Regions from separate parts of the Homo sapiens genome. Here regions 1, 2 and 4 are each linked to region 3. The links are chromatin contacts, found by Hi-C or POLR2A ChIA-PET in ENCODE. All regions are on one chromosome and are shown on one strand. The core of a region is the stretch at or near the end of the contact, and the rest is flanking DNA. Distances in the headings are between cores, read along the strand shown. Region 1 holds the start of GFI1B (growth factor independent 1B transcriptional repressor). Region 2 has its middle 19 kb from the start of GBGT1. Region 3 holds the start of GTF3C4 (general transcription factor IIIC subunit 4). Region 4 overlaps NTNG2 (netrin G2).

Evidence for each region. A loop is a pair of places that touch in the nucleus more often than their neighbours do. ChIA-PET counts read pairs that join two places held with the same protein, here RNA polymerase II (POLR2A). Pooled maps may share reads with other maps.
Region 1: a loop to region 3 is called in a map with no recorded cell type, with 2.6 times the contacts of the local background. The contact joins the promoter of GFI1B here to the promoter of GTF3C4 in region 3. A Hi-C loop is called at or near these places in 6 of 37 single-sample maps with no recorded cell type and 7 of 50 pooled maps. POLR2A ChIA-PET finds 5 or more read pairs at or near these places in 2 of 52 experiments (BJ and PC-9).
Region 2: a loop to region 3 is called in a pooled map, with 4 times the contacts of the local background. The contact joins the enhancer-like site here to the promoter of GTF3C4 in region 3. A Hi-C loop is called at or near these places in 2 of 37 single-sample maps with no recorded cell type and 8 of 50 pooled maps.
Region 4: a map of CD8-positive, alpha-beta T cell shows a loop between it and region 3 (11-fold over the local background). The contact joins the enhancer-like site here to the promoter of GTF3C4 in region 3. A Hi-C loop is called at or near these places in 1 of 168 maps with a recorded cell type or tissue (CD8-positive, alpha-beta T cell), 1 of 37 single-sample maps with no recorded cell type and 10 of 50 pooled maps. POLR2A ChIA-PET finds 5 or more read pairs at or near these places in 2 of 52 experiments (PC-9 and common myeloid progenitor, CD34-positive).

The regions. Positions count from the first base shown.
Region 1 is chr9:132,977,441-132,980,140 of GRCh38, forward strand. It overlaps GFI1B (growth factor independent 1B transcriptional repressor), which reads left to right and starts at 1,254. Exons shown (of 7, transcript NM_001377304.1): 1 at 1,254-1,401.
Region 2 is chr9:133,143,075-133,145,774 of GRCh38, forward strand. It overlaps a transcript of RALGDS not described here. Among named protein-coding and RNA genes, the nearest start is that of GBGT1, 19 kb to the right of the region's middle. RefSeq lists enhancers at 14-143, 194-283, 736-1,295 and silencers at 1,442-1,541, 1,572-1,691. Within about 2 kb of position 1,382, at least 27 of the 41 ENCODE cell types and tissues checked have a DNase peak (open chromatin) inside an H3K27ac peak, as active enhancers do.
Region 3 is chr9:132,669,169-132,671,868 of GRCh38, forward strand. It overlaps GTF3C4 (general transcription factor IIIC subunit 4), which reads left to right and starts at 1,296. Exons shown (of 5, transcript NM_012204.4): 1 at 1,296-1,787. The coding sequence starts at 1,431. DDX31 (DEAD-box helicase 31) reads right to left here and starts at 815. Exons shown (of 20, transcript NM_022779.9): 1 at 692-815. The coding sequence starts at 766. RefSeq lists enhancers at 672-1,539, 1,225-1,304 and silencers at 885-1,034, 1,455-1,584.
Region 4 is chr9:132,240,914-132,243,690 of GRCh38, forward strand. It overlaps NTNG2 (netrin G2), which reads left to right. Exons shown (of 8, transcript NM_032536.4): 7 at 1-131; 8 at 963-2,777. The coding sequence ends at 1,198. Among named protein-coding and RNA genes, the nearest start is that of NTNG2, 80 kb to the left of the region's middle. RefSeq lists silencers at 117-606, 757-806, 1,277-1,346. Within about 2 kb of position 1,503, at least 15 of the 41 ENCODE cell types and tissues checked have a DNase peak (open chromatin) inside an H3K27ac peak, as active enhancers do.

The DNA of each region.
Region 1 (2,700 bases), core at 4-2,503, 310 kb after region 3:
TGAAACACCCCTTTTTCTTCATTTTGAACCTTGGACTTGCAGTTTAAATTGGGGCTTCCTGTCACCAGACTTGTTTTCTTTATGAGGGAAACATAATATCTCCAGCACCCGGGCTGGAAGAGCAGACAAAGCAGCCTAACAGTGCTCTGTTTGTGGCGTTCTCATCTTATGCAAAACCTCCTGAAATAAATCAGTCATCCTGCAAGCGGGAGGAGGCGGGGGCCAGAGGAGGAGGGAGAAGGTGGGGAGCCAGGGGATGGGACGCCCTGCCAAATGGGAAGAAATGCCCCAGCCAGCTCAGCCAAGCTTTACCGCCCTCACTCCCCCCAGCATCAATGGGACACCCCAGAGGCCCCCACTGGCCTCCCCATCACTTTGTCTGCCACCAGAGGGCAGCACACACGGGCTCTGGCACCTGGCCTTCAATCTGTATGGCAGCTTCAGCAGGCCGAGCGTCTCCTGGCCTCCGAACTCACTGCCACACCTCCAGGGTGCCTCTACCCGCTCAAAGGTCATATCTGGGGGAAATGCAAATTTGATGTCTCTTCTGAGATATGACCTCTGCAAGGACAAGAGGGGCCTCTATGCATGTGGCCGGCTCGGGTACTAGGGGCATTGCACCAGCCTGGCTCTCACAAGCCTCAGGGTGCTGAACTTGGGGAGGGAGGGAGGGGAGGAGGCAGCGAGGAGGGAGGCAGGGAAAAAAGGAGGGAGGAAAGGAGGGAAGAGAGAGAGAGGAGAGGAGGAGAAGGAGGGAGGGAGGGAAGGAAAGAAGGAGGGAGGAAGAAGGAAAATAAGGAAGGGAAGGAAGGAGGCAGGGAGGGAGGAAGAAAGAAAGGAGGAAGAGAAGGAAGGAAAAAGGAGGGAAGGAGGGAAGGAAGAAAAAAGGCAAGAGAAAAGAAAGAAGAAAAAAACCAAAGAGCAATGACTTCCCTATGCAAAATCGAGTTTTATAAGTTAGAGCTTTTTCTAACTTTAATTTTTAAAATTTAATAATTTAGCCATCACTTTCTTTTTGTGCAGATGTTATTCAAAATTTCCAGCGAAATTCTGAATTTCTCTGCAGAGAGAAAGCGTGCCGCTCCAAGTGTCGAGGGTTAGAAATGAGAATTCGAAGTCTTGTGTCCTGGAAAGTTTTGATAAGCAAATACGGCTGAGCTCCCGCGCTCTCTTCATTGGCTGCTTGTTCACCGCCAGATTTTGACACAAATAATCAGATTGAAAATCAGGGAGGGGAACAGAAGAGGAAAAACACACAGAGAGACAGAGCAAAAAGGAGAAGTATCTATTTGTGCAAAGAGTCACACAGTTGACAGAGTGGAGGCCAGTCCCGAGAGAGGCTTTGCAGTTCCCACCTCGGGAAGCTCCGGCAGAACCCAGGCGAGGGACAGCTCCGGACAGGTGAGTGCTGGAGGATGCGTTTCTACGCTTTTGTTTTGAAATGTGCCTGTGCGCCGCAGGTGGCTTCACAGCAGGCTCCCTGGCTCCTCCTGCGGTCCTAGGAAAGGTGAGGTGGGCTGGAAAAGCTCTGGAAGGCAAGGAGCCAAGGGAGAAACAGGGTGAGGACGTAGCCTCGTCTGAGCCACTGTGCTAGGAATTGCGCCTTTGCCGGCTGCGCAGAAACACTTTTCAAAATTTGATTTTAGGCTGACAGACGTCACCTTCGGGCACAAAGTCATACCCACAACCCAGCTGTCCTGGGGACCTGGGCAGTGCTCAGGGAGACACACTTCCAAGTGCCTGAGTTGTGTTCCCCCTCGGAGACAGTCCCAGACTTTAGGGACTTGACTAAAGTTCCTGGGACACTTTTTTTTTTTTTTTTTTTTTTTTTTTTGAGACAGAGTGAGACTCTGGAGCGCAGTGGTGCGATTGCACTGAAACCTCTGCCTCCCGAATTCAAGCGATTCTCCTGCCTCAGCCTCCCAAGTAGCTGGGATTACAGGCGCGTGTTACCACGCCTGGCTAATTTTTGTATTTTTAGTAGAGACGGGTTTCACCATGTTGGCCAGGCTGGTCTCGAACTCTTGACCTCAAACGATCCACCTGCCTCAGCCTCCCAAAGTGTTGGGATTACAGGCATTAGCCACTGCGCCCAGCCAAATTCCCAGGACACTTTGAGAGTCAGGCGCTCTCCCCTCCAGAGCCTACTAAGGGGAGATGACAGGGCTGCCCTCTCCCACACACTGCCCAGGCTCCAGGAACAATAGGACCGACCATGGAGAGGTACTGTTTCAGCTCGCCTTTCCCTGTGGCTGTTGTTAGCCCTTTCCACCTATTTTTGGAGAAAAAAAACCAAGTTTAAGTGTTGAGGCATCTGAGGAGACATGCTCACTCTAAAACAGGACTTGTGAAGAGGAGGTCTGCAGAATCGCCGTGGGTATGTGCCCGTGTACATTTTTCCGGGGAGAAAGTCCAGAGCTTTCACGAGTTCTTAGGGAGTAAATTCGATTACAATCTGTGGGCATGAGTCTGGTAGATATTAGAAGCCAGCTGAGCTGCACCTGACCGCCTGGACGCGCCTGCATGTTTCTTAGTAGGCAACAGGCAGAATATTTCTTCCAAGTCTAGCAAAGTGTCAAGTTTCTTGTCCTCGGAAGTATTGCAGAAGGAATTCTTTGGACAAGAAAATGCGTAATTCCCCTTGCTCTTTCTGTCAGAGTTTGGTCTTCCTGAAGAGAGTTCTTGGGGAACATTGGAGAG
Region 2 (2,700 bases), core at 132-2,631, 470 kb after region 3:
ACAGGCTGGCTGTCATCACCAGGCACCTCTGCAGCAGGGGACAGAGGGAAGGACTCTGTGGAGAATAGTCCTGTGGCTAGCGTGCAATGGTGACTGACCACGCCACTGATGGCAGAGTGGCCACTGAATCCAGGTCCCCAGGCTCGCAGCCCATGCCTTCTCCACAAGATCTGTCTGCCCCATACCCCTGAGCCTTCCACAGAAGCCAGGGTGCTTCCCACAGGCCAGGCACCCAGCGCCAGCCAGGTGTACAGAGGCCAGTATCTGCTGTGTGAATCAATCGCTGAACCAACTGTCAAGGACCAGCAGCCTCAGGGGCGGGCCTGGTAGCTCGGTGAGCGAGGAGGTGGTGGGAGGGCCTTGTGCGGGTAGGGAGGTGACAGTAAGAAATGGCCTCTTGCTGGATGCAGTGTCTCAAGCCTTTAATCCTAGCAGTTTGGGAGGCCGAGGCGGGGGGAATCCCTTGAGCCCAGGTGTTTGAGACCAGCCTGGGCAACATGGTGAAACTGTTTCTACAAAAAAAATCCAAAAATTAGCTGGGAGTGTTGGCGTGCACCTGCCGCCCCAGCTACTCTGGAGGTCTGAGCCCAGGAGGTCGAGGACGCAGTGAGCCGTGATCTGGCCCCTGCACTGCAGCCTGGGCCACAGAGCAAGACCCTGTCTCAATAATAATAATAATAATAATAATAATAATAATAACAACAACAACAACAATAATAATAATAATAATAATAATAATAATAATAAAATAAAGGAATGGCTTCCACTCATTCCACTCCTGGGCCAGCGGCCCGCTGTGCACTCCGCTCCCTTTCGCTGATGCCATGTGAGCAGCTCCATGGCGGGGACCTGACCCCTGCTCCTCAGCCCCACACTGCCTCGCCCCTTTGTATATCAAAGGCGCCTCTGAGGGGCTGTGCTGACCCCCACCAGGAGCAGCAGGACCACCTCAGGCATCCCAGCTCCCCTGAGGCAGGGTCTGGGGCTGGGGTTGGGGGGAAGGACCCCTCAAGTCTCTATCTGCACAGACAGCCCACCCGTGCCCAGGGCTGCCTTCCGAGCACCCGCAGACCTGGGCCTGCAGTAACAGGAGAGCTATCTGCAAACCGCAGTGTCATCAGCCGCACGGCCTCTGGAGAGGCCTGAGAAAGGCCGGCTCAGCTTGCAGGCGAGGAACCAAACGAAAGGCAAACTCCTGGCCCCTGCAGCCTCGCAGGTCCCCTATCCCTCCTCCCTGCCTTCCTTTCCGCCCCGCTGACACCACGGTCTGCAAACCATGGTCCTCCTCGCCACCCCTGTCACCTCCTCCTCCGCCCCCCGCCGGCCTCCGACGCAAAGTCGCCACCCAGTCACCCCGCCTCGGCCCCGCCTGGTTTGATTTCCTCCCGTGTGTGTCACCCATGAGGTGGCCGTGCCCCTGGCCTGTTTACAGCTGTGCGCAAGCTCCTCGCGACCCGAAAGCGAGACCTTTGTCTGCGGCAGCTCCGCGCCGGGCTGGGCGGCCGCACGGGAGGGCACAGCGCCACCTGCTGGTGCTGCCGCCAGAGCGCGCCAAGCTGAGGAGCAGGCGGGCTCCGCTCACGCCCCCACACCCCCTGGCTGGGGGCTGGGTTCCTGCGATGTCTTCCGACTCCCCGCTGCTCCCCTAGTCCCCGTAGGCACGCGGGTACCCGGCCTTTGGGAGGGGGATCATTCCCAATACTCCTGTTACGGGTTGAACTGTGTCCCTGAACAAAAAGATCTCTGGTACCCGTGAATGAGATCTTATTTGGAAATAGGGTCTGTGCGGATAGAATCCGGATGAGGTCATACTGGATTAGGGTGGGCCTTAATCCAATGACTGCTATCCTTATGATAACAGGGAAAATTGGACAGACACGCACAGGCGGACAGACACGAACTGATGAAGGCACAGTTTGCAGTCACACGTCTACAAAACCAGGAACGAATGCCAAGGAAACTGGCAGCCACCAGAGGTTGGAAGATGCAAGGAAGTATCCTCTCCTAGAACCTTCAGAGACAGCATGGCCTTGCTGACCCCTGGATTTTGGACTTCTGGCCTTTAGAACTGTGAGAGAATACATTTCTGTTGTGTTGAGCCACCCAGCACTTTGTGACAGCAGCCCAGGAAGCTGACCCGATAGACACTGGTCCCAGTCATCACCCTCTGTGCCATCACCACACCTCCCCTCCACGAATCAACCACGACCACAGGACACCTCCTTCTGGAATCTCTCTGTGCCCACGCACTCCCCAGATGAGCACTTCCCCTTCCCCTGGCAACTCCCCGGATTCTTGTTACCCCCACCCCCCGCCCCGGCATGGCCTGGGCCCAGGAGACAGATACGAAATGAATGAGTGAATATCCACCTTTGCTACTTCGTCATATTCAGATGTTCGTAAAAATCTGTATGTTCGTCATATTCAGATGTTCGTAAAAATCAAGTGGCAGCAGTGCTGGGGGTTAAGGAAATGGGGAGAGTGATGGCAGATGTGTGAGGGGAGACAAGGGGCACTTCCAGGTACTCACAGCCACCCTGGGAGCTGGGACAGCCAACCAGTGTGTTCTCATGCTCCCAGCCCCTGAGGCTCAGAGAGGGGAAGCCATCTGGGTCACCAAGCTCCTGCCTCTTGCCAGTTCTGTGACCCCAAACTAGCCATTGTGCCTTTCAGGGCCTCCCCAGTCTCCTGACCTGCACA
Region 3 (2,700 bases), core at 46-2,545:
ATCTCTTTAGGATTGGGAGGGCCTGGAAGAAAAAGATCTAGCTATGTTAATAGAGATTCTTTGCAGATGCAAATGTCCACCCCGCCCGCCCCCCCCAAAGAACAGCTTTGCAAAGCCATTTCAAAATGTGGCAAAGAAACATGTTTAGGGGTAATATTTTAACTTTCTTCTTTGTCACATAATGTTAGGCCAGAGCCAGTTTGGAAAGTAAGTCACGATATATAGGGTTAAATGAAAGCCATCTGATGAGAATTTATGGTTTGTAGGGCATGACTCTTCCCAGACAGGAATGTGGGCAAGATAAAAAAAAAAATCAGAGCTTAGTCCGCACTCAGTCGAGGAAACTGGCTTAGAGAAGTTAAGCTTTGGCCTGGGACTTGCGCCGGAACTTCAGGTCCTACCTTCCACGGGAAACAGCCTCTAATTCCTTCCTTTACTTTTCTAGGCGCAGGAGCCAGCTCCCCGCCCCTCCACACCGCTCCACTCCCCGCTTCCAGGCGCATCCCTGCGGGTGGTGTTCCGGTTAGAGACACGTGTTTCGGCGCAACTTGTCCCGAAGCTGCCCGGTGTCTTTCTCCCGCTTAACTCCGTGAATGACTCGAAACCCGACTCCAAGGCACGGCTGCAGCTCGCGGCGCGCCCACAGCCGGGCCGCGGGTGGGGACGGAGCTGAAGCCGGGTCAGAACTCACCCGACTCGCCTGGGCTGGGGGACGTCTGGAGAACGTCCTGGGGTTGTCGAAGAGCGAACCGTCGGCGGCTGCCATGGTCTGCGTGGGTGACGCGTGGTGCAGCAGCGAGCCCGGTGCGCAGACTGCTGGGCCCGGGACCCCACGTGGGACGCGCGAGGACCCTGCGCCACCGCCCCTTCCGGGTCCGGAACGGCTCCAGCTGTACGGACTCGTCCCGAGGGGAGCCGGGGACGGCGGCACCGGGCGGGTAGGGACAAGACTACCGCGCGTGCCCCCGCCTGGTGGCAGCCCCTCTCTGCGTCCCTCGCGGCCTGGCAAAATTACATTCGGCCGAGAGTTCACGCTGGGGAAGCTCTCTGAATGCCTCTGAGAAGCGAGATCCGGCGCCATCTCACCGACGAGCCTCCCCTTTACCGCCCCGTGCGTTTCCTCAGCACTTTAGGAACTAAAGCCTGTCTGGGTAGCTCCCTAACAGGCTCTGGAGCTCAATCCCTGGGCAGGGAAAAGGGGGTCCTCGGGGCTCCCCGCTCGCTGTCCTTTTTCTGGACAGGCAGTTCCTTGGCCACCTGGTAGGGCCGCGTTGCCTGGCAACGGCGGGGTCCTTCTTGGCTCGGCGGCGCTCGGGGCCTGAGGGGAGAAAACCGCCGCGGAGGGCGCTGGGGGTGGCGGCGGCGGTCCGGGAGGTGGTCGCGCGACTGCGTGGAGCGCCAGGGCGTCCGACCTCTGCACCTGAGAGAAGATGAACACGGCCGACCAGGCCCGGGTGGGGCCCGCGGACGACGGGCCTGCGCCGTCTGGGGAGGAGGAGGGAGAGGGGGGCGGCGAGGCGGGCGGGAAGGAGCCAGCAGCGGACGCGGCCCCGGGGCCCAGCGCTGCATTCCGCCTCATGGTGACTCGGCGGGAGCCGGCCGTGAAGCTGCAGTATGCGGTGAGCGGCCTGGAACCGCTGGCTTGGTCCGAGGACCACCGCGTGTCTGTGTCCACGGCCCGCAGCATCGCTGTGCTGGAGCTCATCTGCGACGTGCACAACCCGGGCCAGGACCTGGTTATCCACCGCACCTCGGTGCCCGCACCGCTCAACAGCTGTCTCCTCAAAGTAAGTCATCCCCCGCCATCCCTGGGGTCTTCCCCTGTCCCCCTCTCGCGGCCGCATCATCCGTCCCAGGGGAATCCGATCCCACACTCTGTCCGGGGATTTCCCTCTTCGCACCGAGCGCTGGGGATTTATTAAGCAGCCAGGGTTACCACAGCTTAAAAAAAAAAAAAGAAAAGCTCTGCAGCTGTCTGCACCCTGTTTCCCCAGGTCACCCGCCGCCGCAAACACAGGTACACACCCAGGGGGCTTCCCGGAGTTGAGTCCCAGGAACCCCTCCTTCGCCCCTCCGTCGGGCCCGCACATGGAGCGGGTTACTCGATGGTGCTTTCTGAGACTCCACCCCCTGTAGATCCAACCCGGGGCCTGCCTCTGTCGTTGCTGCTATTGTTTGGGGCCGACTTTCCGAGGTTCTTGGCTGGCTTTGTCTACTGTGTGTGTCCTCCTCTCGCGCCTCTTTAGCTTCAGAAAAGAAAAACTGGTCCCATCCATTGTCTTAATTGTTTCAGTGACTTTATTATGAATGGTCCTCGCCTCTCCTTGGGCAAACGGGTAAATACTGGATCTCGGGGTTTGTACTTTAGTTTTTCTTTACTAGCTAAACATCTTTGGGATGTTGAATGAAAATAAAGATTCGAAACAACTACCTATCTTAAACTTCAAGCGCAAGGTCAAGTAGTAAGCCATAGCGTTCCTTTTAGTTGCTTAGAGGTGTAAAAACTTTCCATATATCCTTGATAGAGGTGTACGCTTACATGTGAACTGTCAGTGTATATTCATACATTCAATAGATATTTGAATACCATTCTGCTTGGTGCTGCCCCATGTTCTGGAAATAAAGCAGTGTACAAAACAGAACCCCTGCCCTCATGAAGCTTACATTCTTTGGCAAGTCAAGCACAAATGATAAGGTCCT
Region 4 (2,777 bases), core at 253-2,752, 430 kb before region 3:
TAACTGCAACCAGATAGGCTCCGTGCACGACCGGTGCAACGAGACCGGCTTCTGCGAGTGCCGCGAGGGCGCGGCGGGCCCCAAGTGCGACGACTGCCTCCCCACGCACTACTGGCGCCAGGGCTGCTACCGTGAGTGCGCGCCGTCCCCCGTGGGCGGGGCCTGCGGAAAGGGGACGGGGCAGGACCGAGGCAGTGGGCGGGGCCTAGTGGGACGGGGCAGGGGCGGTGGACTGGGCCTAGCAAGACGGGGCAGGGCCGGGGAAGTGGGTGGGGCCTAGTGGGACGGGGAAGAGGCGGTGGGCGGGGCCTCGCGAGACGGGGCAGGGCCGGGGCAGTGGGTGGGGCCTAGTGAGAGCGGGGCAGGGTTGGGATAGTTGGCAGGGGCCTGGTGAGATGGGGCCGACCCGGGGGCGGTGGACGGGGCCTAGCGAGACGGAGCTGGCAGGTGGGCGGGGACAGGATGCTGCTGAGGTCCGGGGCCGGGCCGAGGGGCGGGTCCAAGAGCTCGGGGCGGGGCCTGATGCGACCTGAGGCACGGTGGTGCCTGGTGGGAACTACGAGAAAGACCGAGCTGGGGTTGGTTGGAAAGGTATTTGCGGGGACAGAGGGAGGGAGGCTGTCCAAGTCGGCGTTAGCCGCGGGCACAGGGTGAAAGGAGGCTCCAGGCGCGTGGAACAGCACGTGCACAGCTCTGGAGACTGCAGGCGCGTCTGAAGAACAGCACCGAGGCCAGTGGGGCGGGGAGAGAGGGGCAGCGGTGGGAGGCAGCCGGGGGCCAGATCTCGCCCGGGCGCCGTCACCCTCCGAGGGGGGACGTTTCGCACCCAGCGCGCCTGGAGCCTCCTACATCCCCGGCCCAGACGGCGCCCCCGGGATCTCGCACACCCTGCTTCGCAGGAGCTCGGAGGTTGGCGGGGGGACCGGGCCACCCCCCGTGCTGACCGCCCCCTCCGCCTGCAGCCAACGTGTGCGACGACGACCAGCTGCTGTGCCAGAACGGAGGCACCTGCCTGCAGAACCAGCGCTGCGCCTGCCCGCGCGGCTACACCGGCGTGCGCTGCGAGCAGCCCCGCTGCGACCCCGCCGACGATGACGGCGGTCTGGACTGCGACCGCGCGCCCGGGGCCGCCCCGCGCCCCGCCACCCTGCTCGGCTGCCTGCTGCTGCTGGGGCTGGCCGCCCGCCTGGGCCGCTGAGCCCCGCCCGGAGGACGCTCCCCGCACCCGGAGGCCGGGGGTCCCGGGGTCCCGGGGCGGGGCCGGCGTCCGAGGCCGGGCGGTGAGAAGGGTGCGGCCCGAGGTGCTCCCAGGTGCTACTCAGCAGGGCCCCCCGCCCGGCCCGCGCTCCCGCCCGCACTGCCCTCCCCCCGCAGCAGGGGCGCCTTGGGACTCCGGTCCCCGCGCCTGCGATTTGGTTTCGTTTTTCTTTTGTATTATCCGCCGCCCAGTTCCTTTTTTGTCTTTCTCTCTCTCTCTTTTTTTTTTTTTTTTTCTGGCGGTGAGCCAGAGGGTCGGGAGAAACGCTGCTCGCCCCACACCCCGTCCTGCCTCCCACCACACTTACACACACGGGACTGTGGCCGACACCCCCTGGCCTGTGCCAGGCTCACGGGCGGCGGCGGACCCCGACCTCCAGTTGCCTACAATTCCAGTCGCTGACTTGGTCCTGTTTTCTATTCTTTATTTTTCCTGCAACCCACCAGACCCCAGGCCTCACCGGAGGCCCGGTGACCACGGAACTCACCGTCTGGGGGAGGAGGAGAGAAGGAAGGGGTGGGGGGCCTGGAAACTTCGTTCTGTAGAGAACTATTTTTGTTTGTATTCACTGTCCCCTGCAAGGGGGACGGGGCGGGAGCACTGGTCACCGCGGGGGCCGATGGTGGAGAATCCGAGGAGTAAAGAGTTTGCTCACTGCTGCCTCCACGGCCTGTTTTCTTTCTGTGTTGGGGACGGTGGGCAGGTGTGGGGCTTACAGAGGAATCCACAACACAGCCTTAAAGAAACGGTTTCCCTACTGGGGCCACCATTTCCCTGGGCCTTTCTGTGGATTCCAGCAGGCAGTGCCCCCTCCCCGCAGGCTTGGCTGGCAGAGTTTTCCACCCCGCGGCCAGGCTGCAGGTGCCCCACCTGTTAGGAGCCTCCCCACACTGAAAGGCTGCCTCCCTCCTTTCCCAAAAAAGAAATCCGGAGTGTATTGGCCCTTTTCTACAGAAGTCCAAGGGAAATGACTCAGGGAGAATCCTAGCAGAGGTTGAATCCAATGCTCTGATTTATACTGTGTCTCGGTGGCCACCTCCGATGGATGTGTCATCTCAGACCTGTTGCAGCCGGAGCCTCAAGTCCAATATCAGATGAAGCTGAACCCACAATTCGGCCACCGCCTCCTTCCAGAGTTTCAGATGGCCAGGTGGGCAGAGGCGGGCAGTGCAGAGACCCCAGACGTGCCGGCCCTGTCCTCCCTACCTTCTCAAGATTAGGAAGGGGTGCTGGAGGGGACAGGGGCAGCTTGGGAGTGGTGAGGAAGCTCCTAGATTCGGGGCTCATCCCCTGGGGCCTCTGATTCAGAGGATCCAGCAGTTCTCCCATCTCCGCTTGGTGTCTCCAGCCCTGGGGCCACACTTCCCCCTCGGTCCAGCCTCCTGTCCACCTATGTTTATTTCAGAGCAGTGCCGGGGGTCCGGTCCTGGTTGCTAACTGCTGCCACTGCTCCACCTGCAGGTGCTCCCAGCACTGGCTTCTGCCACCACACCTGTTCTTTCCCAGCTGCGAGGTTTAG